2 separate regions of the Homo sapiens genome follow, and region 2 is linked to region 1. The links are chromatin loops, found by intact Hi-C in ENCODE. Cell type or tissue: endothelial cell of umbilical vein. All regions are shown on one strand. Links, peaks and the distances in the headings refer to the core of each region. The heading gives the core; the rest is flanking DNA. Region 1 overlaps ZNF664-RFLNA (ZNF664-RFLNA readthrough). Region 2 overlaps ZNF664-RFLNA (ZNF664-RFLNA readthrough).

Region 1 (4,392 bases), core at 245-4,244:
CCTTCACCTTCAACTTCTGAAGATTTTAATACAGCGCAAATGATTTGGGGTCTGTGAATTCAGTTTTATTTATTTGGCTCCTTCCTTTAAGGAGTCAGGCTAATGCAAGAAAATCCAATAATTAGATCTTTTGGATTTCAAATAACTGGAAGAGGAAGTGGTGTTTATCTAATGGTTTAGGCATAATGCGTGTTTTTTCCCGTAGGCCTGTGTGTGTATGTGTGTGTGTGTGGTTGTTCTTAACTTGAAGAATTAAACACTTGTTTTCCCCGTTAATTCTTTCCTCTGGGGCTTTTGTAGACGTTGTGGAAATGTGACCTGTAAGTCTGTGTCTGAATACATGCTGCAGATGGAAGGAAGGCTGCCTCCCATCTCTCGGGAAATGGCTTCACTCAGTTACTCTTTGGTCCAGGTGGTTGAGTTAGGTGAAGACATTAGTATTTCACTTCCTAGTAAAGTGACTGTTTAGAAAAAAACATTTAGTGAGGACTGAAAAAACTCTTGCTAAATCTGTTTGCTTCCATGAAACGACAGGTTTTGAGGGATGGGGAGGTGGCTTTAGCTTGGGCTGTGGGAGAGGTGCAGACGAAGAGTCTCCAGGACACTCACACCAAGTCATCAGGGATCTAATTTTCTGGTGATGAAGAAATCAAATTGATCCTTCGGTATGATTTTCCCCTCCCAAGAGGCATTCATATCTCCAGGGGTTGTTGGGATTTCCATAACAGGCGGGGGAAGTCGTTTTGTCTCCTGAGTCCCCAACACCCCAGATGAACGTGTCAAAGGACGGCTCCCAGCCCGGCGCTACCATGATGGATTGAGGGCCACAGATTCTGTTTTCTTTTTCTTTTTTTTTTTTTTTTTTTTTGAGACGGAGTCTCGTTCTGTCGCCCAGGCTGGAGTGCAGTGGCGCAATCTCGGCTCACTGCAAGCTCCGCCTCCCGGGTTCACGCCATTCTCCTGCCTCAGCCTCCTGAGTAGCTGGGACTATAGGCGCCCGCCACCGCACCCGGCTAATTTTTTGTATTTTTAGTAGAGACGGGGTTTCACCGTGTTAGCTAGGATGGTCTCGATCTCCTGACCTCGTGATCCACCCGCCTCGGCCTCCCAAAGTGCTGGGATTACAGGCTTGAGCCACCGCGCCCGGGATTCTGTTTTCTTTTAAGTGAAAGAAAATATCAGCCCTACCTTGTCTTTAGTGGAGGAGAAGATGAAAGGGAAAGGGCACGTGGAAACGTGTGCTGGGTGCCCCTGCGCCATCTCCCTGTGTCTGGACCCCAGACACCTCACTGCTCCGGAGGTGCTTTCAGTCCTATATATATTAACCTGAGCTTAGAAAGGAACCTTCAAGCTCCAAAATCTCCTCCCAGGTCCTGGTTAAGAGCCTTTTCACAAATTGGATTCTGCAGTCCTGCATTTTAGTTGAAAATCCCCAATGGAAGCTCTCTGAACTACAAAAGAAGAGACGAATTACCAGGATGCCCCCTCCATAAAATGAAAAAGCCCTACAAGCTGCTGATTAGTCTTTTTTCAGCTCTAAAAGTCAAGGAAGGTCTCGGCCGGGCGGGGAGCTCATTCCTATAATCCCAGCACTTTGGGAGAGGCTGAGGCAGGCTTGAGCTCAGGAGTTCAACACCAGCCTGAACTTGAACTGGCAACATGGCAAAGCCCATCTCTACAAAAAATACAAAAATTAGCCAGGCGTGGTGGTGCGTGCCTGTGGTCCCAGATACTCAGGAGGTTGAGGTGGGAGGTTGGCTTGGACTTGGGAGGTTGAGGCTGCAGTGAGCCAAGATTGCACCACTGCACTCCAGCCTGGGCAACACAGTGAGACCCTGTCTAAAAAAAAAAAAAAAAAAATCAAGGTCTTCATAACTCTAGGAGGCAGAGTGGAATTGAGTCTTTGGCTTCAAGGAGAGAGTGGAGGGAGGCAGCTTAACAGGACGAGAGTAAAGTGAACAGAAAAAGCCTCTCAGAAAAATAAAGGCAGGCGACAGCAAGGAGAGAGGAAAAACCCCCACCTCTCGCGCTGAACAGGGAAATGGGATAGAAAACGTTCCCTGTGATATGCCAACTGAGAATCAACTAGATCTGTTCCACATTTCTTTCTCCTCCTTTTCCCTTTGTACATATTTCCGTGCAGACAGCTTCAGGACGCAGTTCCGGGGAAGCTTATTTCTTCAAAACCCCCCTCTCTCTGCTAGAACAGGCCGTGATTGCTGCGTACCAGCAAGGGGGCAGTCAAGCACAACGCATGAGAAACAAAGGTCCTTCAACCTCCAAGCCCGCAGGAGAGCAGCTCCACTCACTTCCTTTGAAGTGGCCCTCTCTGTTTTTTCTAGGATCGAGAATTTTCCTGTAATACACTGGTCTATTTTTAAACCCACTTTCCATTCGCTAGAAGTAAAGAGTGGAAAAATATAATGAATTGTAGAAAGAAACGGAACATAGGTATAAATGTCAATGGTGGGATTTTATAGGCACATAGAAATCTCCCCTTTAAAAGACACTGCAATTATTTTTAGAATGAGAATTGGTCTCAGGGTGGCCTGAGAGAAGAAATGGGAAAAGAACATTTCAACTTTTACTCTACGGTTCAAACCAGTGATGGCGGTTTGCCATCCTCAATTCAGCACATAAACATGTGGGCTGCCCACCATCCGTGAGCGTGGCAGATACTATGGGAGACGCTAAGGCGACTTAGACAGGATCTCTGCCCTCAAGAGGGTTCCATCTAATTAGGAGGGGACAGACAGACTCACAAATGGCCAAAACAGAAAGTGAAGCCCATCACAGTCACCAGTAAAGTGCAGAGCAAGTGAGAAGAGGGAGGGACCTTCCTTCAGGGGACGGGATATCTCCCATTCCGTGGAGCTGGTGGCACTGGAGGCAGACCTTGAAAGATGACACTGCAGGGACGGGCCGGATGCCCACCCATCCCATTTTCTCTTCCCGGGCCTGTGTTGCAATGAGGTTAGAGTCACGTGGCTGGGCCATGCGATAGAGCCAGTCAGAAGTGGTGGAAGTGAAATATGCCACTTCCGGCCAGGCGCGGTGGCTCACACCTGTAATCCCAGCACTTTGGGAGGCTGAGGCAGGTGGATCACCTGATGTCGGGAGTTCGAAACAGCCTGATCAACATGGAGAAACCGCATCTCTACTAAAAATACGAAATTAGCCGGCCGTGGTGGCACATGCCTGTAATCCCAGCTACTCGGGAGGCTGAGGCAGGAGAATTGCTTGAACCTGGGAGGCGGAGGTTGCAGTGAGCTGAGATTGCGCCATTGCACTCCAGCCTGGGCAATAAGAGTGAAACTCTGTCTCAAAAAAAAAAAGAAAAAAGAAAAAAAGAAATATGCCACTTCCATGTCTGACTGTAACACCCCTTGTGTGGCCATCCAAGCTTTCCCTTTCTCTTCCACACAGAGCCCACATGTTTAAGATAAGTGGTAGAAGCCAGTATCCTTGAGTGCTTGTTGAAAAGAGCTGTCCAGGAGAGCTACCCAACCCACATCACACTATGATGTAAGAGAAGATAGAATTCAGCCACTGAGCTGCTGGGGTGGTTTGTTATAGCAAGTGGTGTCTCTTAGGACAGATGAATAGGTTTTGACCAGTGAAAATGTGGGACCTCTTCCCTGAGTCTCATTCTGCCGAATGTGCTGTTATTAGGACACGCACCACATTTACGGATATCGCTTGTTTGAGGCCAGCCATCCAAGCTTCACTATTTGTACCATGAAAAGGACCTCATCTATCTTGCCCTCCCTCCCATCCCTAGAACCTAGCACAGTGCATCACATACAGTCGGTGTTTAATAAATGGTTTGTTAAACAAAATGGGTAAGAGGGGGCTTTGTTTGGGGAACATCCAATAGTCTAGTTTCAGGAAAGCATAGGATATTTCTATCTAAAGGAGATGGGCATTTAGGTGGGCCTCTGTGGGGACCCTTAACAGGGTGTCAGGAGTTGGCGCTTATTTTGCGGGGCTGTATCCTGAAGCCTTCCCTCCTTTCCTATCCGCTGCAATACTTCATGGGCGTTTTCTTTTGTAAACTTCAATAACTTATTACTAGTTGCCTGTATCTCTAGTCCAACTTTCAGCCTTACTTATCCTAAAAGAACAATAGAGAGAGAGAGAGAGAGAGAGACCTGTGATCCCTGTAATATGAACCTGCTTGTTTAAAGATGTTAGAAAACCTAACTCAACTGACTTTAGGTTAAAAACCACTGGCTCATATAACTGAAAAGTCCAGGATAGTTATAACTGCTTCAAGCATGGACAGATCAGGGCTCTCAAACAGTGTTGTCAAGAATTTCTGATTTTTCTGCTTATTGGAAGTGACGGCATGCCAGTTCTAAGTTTAGGCTTTATTTATATTTTATATTTTTA
Region 2 (4,392 bases), core at 137-4,136, 57 kb after region 1:
CTATCAGCTCCCATGAGACAGTTCAACAAGAAATAGAGGAGAGATGATGACAGGACAGGAGTTGGTGCCAAATTAAGAGAAAAGATGCAACCAAACAAGGAAGTTCCTGTGCCACTTCCTGGACATAGTTTGTCTGGATCCAGATAAAGGAAGAAAACGAACATGTATTGAGTACCTACTATGTGCTAGTCATTGATTATAATCAATCTTGTTTAATTCCCATGGTGGCTTTGCAACGTTTCACGATTCTTTTCAGTTTATAAATGAAACAACTGGTATTTAGAAAGAAGAAGTAAATTGACAAAGGTCACACAGGTAGTAAATACTAGAGTTGGAATTCCAGTCCAAGTCCCTATGAATTAATCCAAGTCCAGAGTTAGGAGCCATCTCTTTTTTTTTTTTTTTTTGAGACGGAGTCTTGCTCTGTCGCCCAGGCTGGAGTGGCGCGATCTCGGCTCATTGCAAGCTCTGCCTCCCGGGTTCATGCCATTCTCCTGCTTCGGCCTCCTGAGTAGCTGGGACTACAGATGCCCACCAACACGCCCGGCTAATTTTTTGTATTTTTAGTAGAGACGGGGTCTCACCGTGTTAGCCAGAATGGTCTCGATCTCCTGACCTCGTGATCCGCCCGCCTCTGCCTCCTAAAGTGCTGGGATTATAGGCGTGAGCCACCGCGCCCGGCCGAGCCATCTCATTTTTATATTCTGATTGTGTAGACCATGTCTGGGACATGTTGCCCAATTCTGGACCCCTGACTTCTAGAGGCATATTATCAGAAGAGGTTTTAGCAAACATGGAACTACTAGTTGCCTACCCAACATCGTTCTTCCCTATTCTAGCTAGTGAAACTACATTTCCCAGGCTCCCTTGTGCCTAGGGGTGATCACATGGCACAGCTCTGGCCAATCAGCTGTAAGTGGAAAGCCAAAGGCGCCTTCTGAGATTGTTTTGCTTTCCTTATTTAAGCAACACTTCTTCCTTTTGTCACTGTTTTTTCTTGCTTCAAGCAGGGACATGAGGCTGGAGGTGGAACGGCCATCTTGTGACTTTGAAGGGACATTCTCAATAATAGATAGGGAGGGAGAAAGATAGAAGGGGCCTGAGATATTGATAGGATCATGAAGTAACTGCCTAAACTCATTTTATAAGAAAGAGAATCCCTTGTTAGTTCACATTCATGCCATAATGAATGAATACATGACTGAATGGATGAGAACTAATGCTTATGGAGCACTTACTATGCAGCCTATTGCAGCCTATTTCACATGCATAATGTCAGTCTGGGTTACTGAGTTTGGAGTTTATCCTGTTGCAATGGACAACAAAGTGAAGTTTTTAGCAGGAGAGTGGCAACCACTGGGCGCAAGTGTCCATCCATGCAGCCAAACTCAGTGCCAACCGAGAGGGTCTTCTTGATGAAAAGGCTGTGTCTTAAGACAAATTGTGAATGAAACTAAGAATATTTTACCTGTTTCAGAGGGTATCACAGTAGAACACTATGTGAGGGGCCAGGCATATCCTACTGACCTCAGAGGCCAGATCTGGGACCAGTGAGTAAGAATTTCAAAGAAGACAGTGAGTCTATAGAAGGAAGAAGTTGTTTCATTTAGGAAGTCAGTGAATTCCTTGTCAACAGAGATATTTACATAAGTGGATTGCCCATTTGGGAGGAATGTGGAAGCAGGTACAACCAGGAAGCAGTGTGGCCTCTGAGGCTCCCTCTTACTCTGAATTTGGTTTTATGACCCAGCTCTAATGGGCTCATCTTTCTGTATTTTGATTCTGTCAAAGCTTGAAAAGTGGCCATAGGACTCCTGGGCCCCTTTCATCTTATGTCTTATAAGATTCCAGAAAGTTGGTTGATGTGTCTTTTAAACTTGAGCTGCCACTGTCCCACCACCAGGCACACGCTCATCAATCTCTTTCTTCCGTGGTTTTATTAAAGGGTCTTTCATGTGTATTAAAAATGCAAAACATCTGCCCAATGCCAGTTTCAGAAATGCACAAATGTGAAAGGTTTGGTTTTTACAAGTTTTCTTATGACAGCTGCCACAATGTCATTAATATGTAAATTCCATTGGCTGAAAAGGTTGACTTTTGGTCATAAATCGGCTGTTTCCTCTTGATAATCCTATCTGACTCTCCAGCTGTCTAGACAATGGAAAAATTAACACCATGAAACAGAATAGTTTAAAAACCTTTGGAGCCAAATACTTAAAAAAAATCAAAATCCACGGCAAGAAATGTGAGACCAATTAGTTAATTATGCAAGGAATCCCTCTGGGGCACCGACCTTGAATAATAGTAAGACCTTATGTATGAATAGCACGATAATAGCGTGAAAAAGTACTTTCCACACTTTTTGATCCCTTGGAATGTGTGACTATTCCCGTGACCTTCCTGCGAGGTTATAAAGACCACCAAAATGTGATACCTCATCTCTCCAGCATTGCCATCACACTCTCATCTTTAATTTTTTTTTAAGAGAATTTTTTATAGGAGTCTCGCTCTGTCACCCAGGCTTGAGTAGAGTGGCACGATCTTGGCTCACTGCAACCTCCGCCTCCTGGGTTCAAGTGATTCTCATGCCTCAGCTTCCCAAGTAGCTGGGACTACAGGCGTGGGCCACCACACCCAGCTAATTTTTGTATTTTTAGTAGAGATGGAGTTTCACTATATTTTGGCCAGGCTGGCCTCGAACTCCTGACCTCAGGTGATCCACCCGCCTCGGCCTCCTAAAGCGCTGGGATTATAGTTGTTTTAGGTGTGAGCCACTGTGCCCAGCCCATCTTCAACTCATTTTTTGCCAGAAAATGCAACCCCAGTCCATTCAGTTAGGTCAGTATGTGTCCTAATTAAGGGAAAAAAAATCACACATAAATCATTTTTTTTAAGCCTTAAAATCCTTCATTGGTTTTCCATTGCTTTTGAGATCAAAACCCCTGACATTTTAACATGATTACTGTGTGATTTGGCCACAGTCTACCTCTCTCCAGTCTCATTTCTTGGCAGTTTCCCCTGAGCCTTCTCCCCTCTGTCTAAACTGACTCTTTAAAACTTTTTCCAGTGTTCGATGATTCTCCCTCCACTTGCCTGCCACCATCCATGCACCCCTTCACCTGGTTAACGCCTACTTATTCAAAAGTCACTTCCTCAGGGAAAGACTCCCCATCCCAAAGTACATCAAGCTTCTTTGTTACACATCTTGATAGAAAAATGTTCCTTTCCTCCAGAATAGAGGTAAACAAACTACATCCATTGGGCCAAATCTGGCCCTCCACCTGTTTTTGTAAATAAAGTTCTTTGTTTGTTTGTTCGTTTTTCTGAGACCGAGTCTTGCTCTATTGCCAGGCTGGAGTGTAGTGGCGTGATCTTGGCTCACTGCAACCTCCGCCTCCTGGATTCAAGCAATTCTCCTGCCTCAGCCTCCTGAGTAGCTGGGACTACAGGTGCGCACCACCACGCCTGGCTAATTTTTGTGTTTTTAGAAGAGACAGGGTTTCACCATGTTGGCCAGGATGGTCTCGATCTCTTGACCTCGTGATCCACCTGTCTCAGCCTCCCAAAGTGCTGGGATTACAGGCGTGAGCCACCGTGCCCAGCATAAATAAAGTTTTATTTGCACACTGTGATGCTCATTTTTTTTTTTTTTGTATTGCCTATGGCTGCTTCTTGCAGAGTTGAGTAGTTACAACAGACACTGTATAGCTCACACAACCTAAAATACTTTCTGTCCGGCTCTTTATAGAAAAGTTTGGCAATCTCTGTCCCAGAGCATTGGTCTTGATTTGTAATGATACACTTATCATTAGATTATTTGATTATCTGTTTCTTCTTCTAGACTCTGCGTTCCAAGCAGACAGGAGCTAGGGTCTTGTTCACCCCATGACTCCATGTTTCCAGTGCTCAGCACTTGGCAGTTGCTCAGTAAATATCATTGAATAAATGAAGAAAAAGAAGAAATAAGAGAATGAAAGAAAGAGAGGCTGGGCGCAGTGGCTTGTGCCTGTAATCCCAGCACTTTGGGAGGCTGAGGTGGGTGGATCACCTGAGGTTAGGAGATTGAGACCATCCTGGCCCACATGGTGAAACCCGTCTCTACTAAAAATACAAAAGTTAGCCAGGCGTGGTGGTGGGCACCTGTAATCCCAACTACTTGGGAGGCTGAGGCAGGAGAATCGCTTGAACCTGGGAGGTGGAGGTTGCAGTGAGCCGAGATCACACCATTGCACTCCAGCTTGGGTGACAGAGTGAGATTCCATCTCAAATTAAAAAAAAAAAAAAAAAGAAGGAAAAAGAAAAAATGGAACAAAGGTTGGGCATTACTGTGATTATCTGTGATGCTAAAAATTCTGATCTTTTGAAAACATATCTACAAATTCTTAGACATTC

Evidence for each region. Hi-C counts contacts between places; a loop is a spot of excess contacts. Peaks named below come from ENCODE experiments on the same cell type or tissue, not always from the same donor. Only the 100,000 strongest peaks of a DNase experiment are listed, where the experiment ranks them.
Region 2: it touches region 1 in a loop (4-fold over the local background); 1 of 110 quality-filtered maps calls a loop at or near these places.

The regions. Positions count from the first base shown.
Region 1 is chr12:124,051,811-124,056,202 of GRCh38, forward strand. All of the region lies in intron 2 of ZNF664-RFLNA (ZNF664-RFLNA readthrough), which reads left to right. Among named protein-coding and RNA genes, the nearest start is that of ZNF664-RFLNA, 81 kb to the left of the region's middle. In endothelial cell of umbilical vein, for the core only: a CTCF peak has its summit at 2,228; a DNase peak (open chromatin) is centred at 2,251; H3K27ac peaks cover 357 bases.
Region 2 is chr12:124,109,019-124,113,410 of GRCh38, forward strand. All of the region lies in intron 2 of ZNF664-RFLNA (ZNF664-RFLNA readthrough), which reads left to right. Among named protein-coding and RNA genes, the nearest start is that of ZNF664-RFLNA, 140 kb to the left of the region's middle. RefSeq lists an enhancer at 1,385-1,886. In endothelial cell of umbilical vein, for the core only: no CTCF peak of the experiment used is centred there; DNase peaks (open chromatin) are centred at 943, 1,663, 1,833 and 2,143; H3K27ac peaks cover 2,331 bases.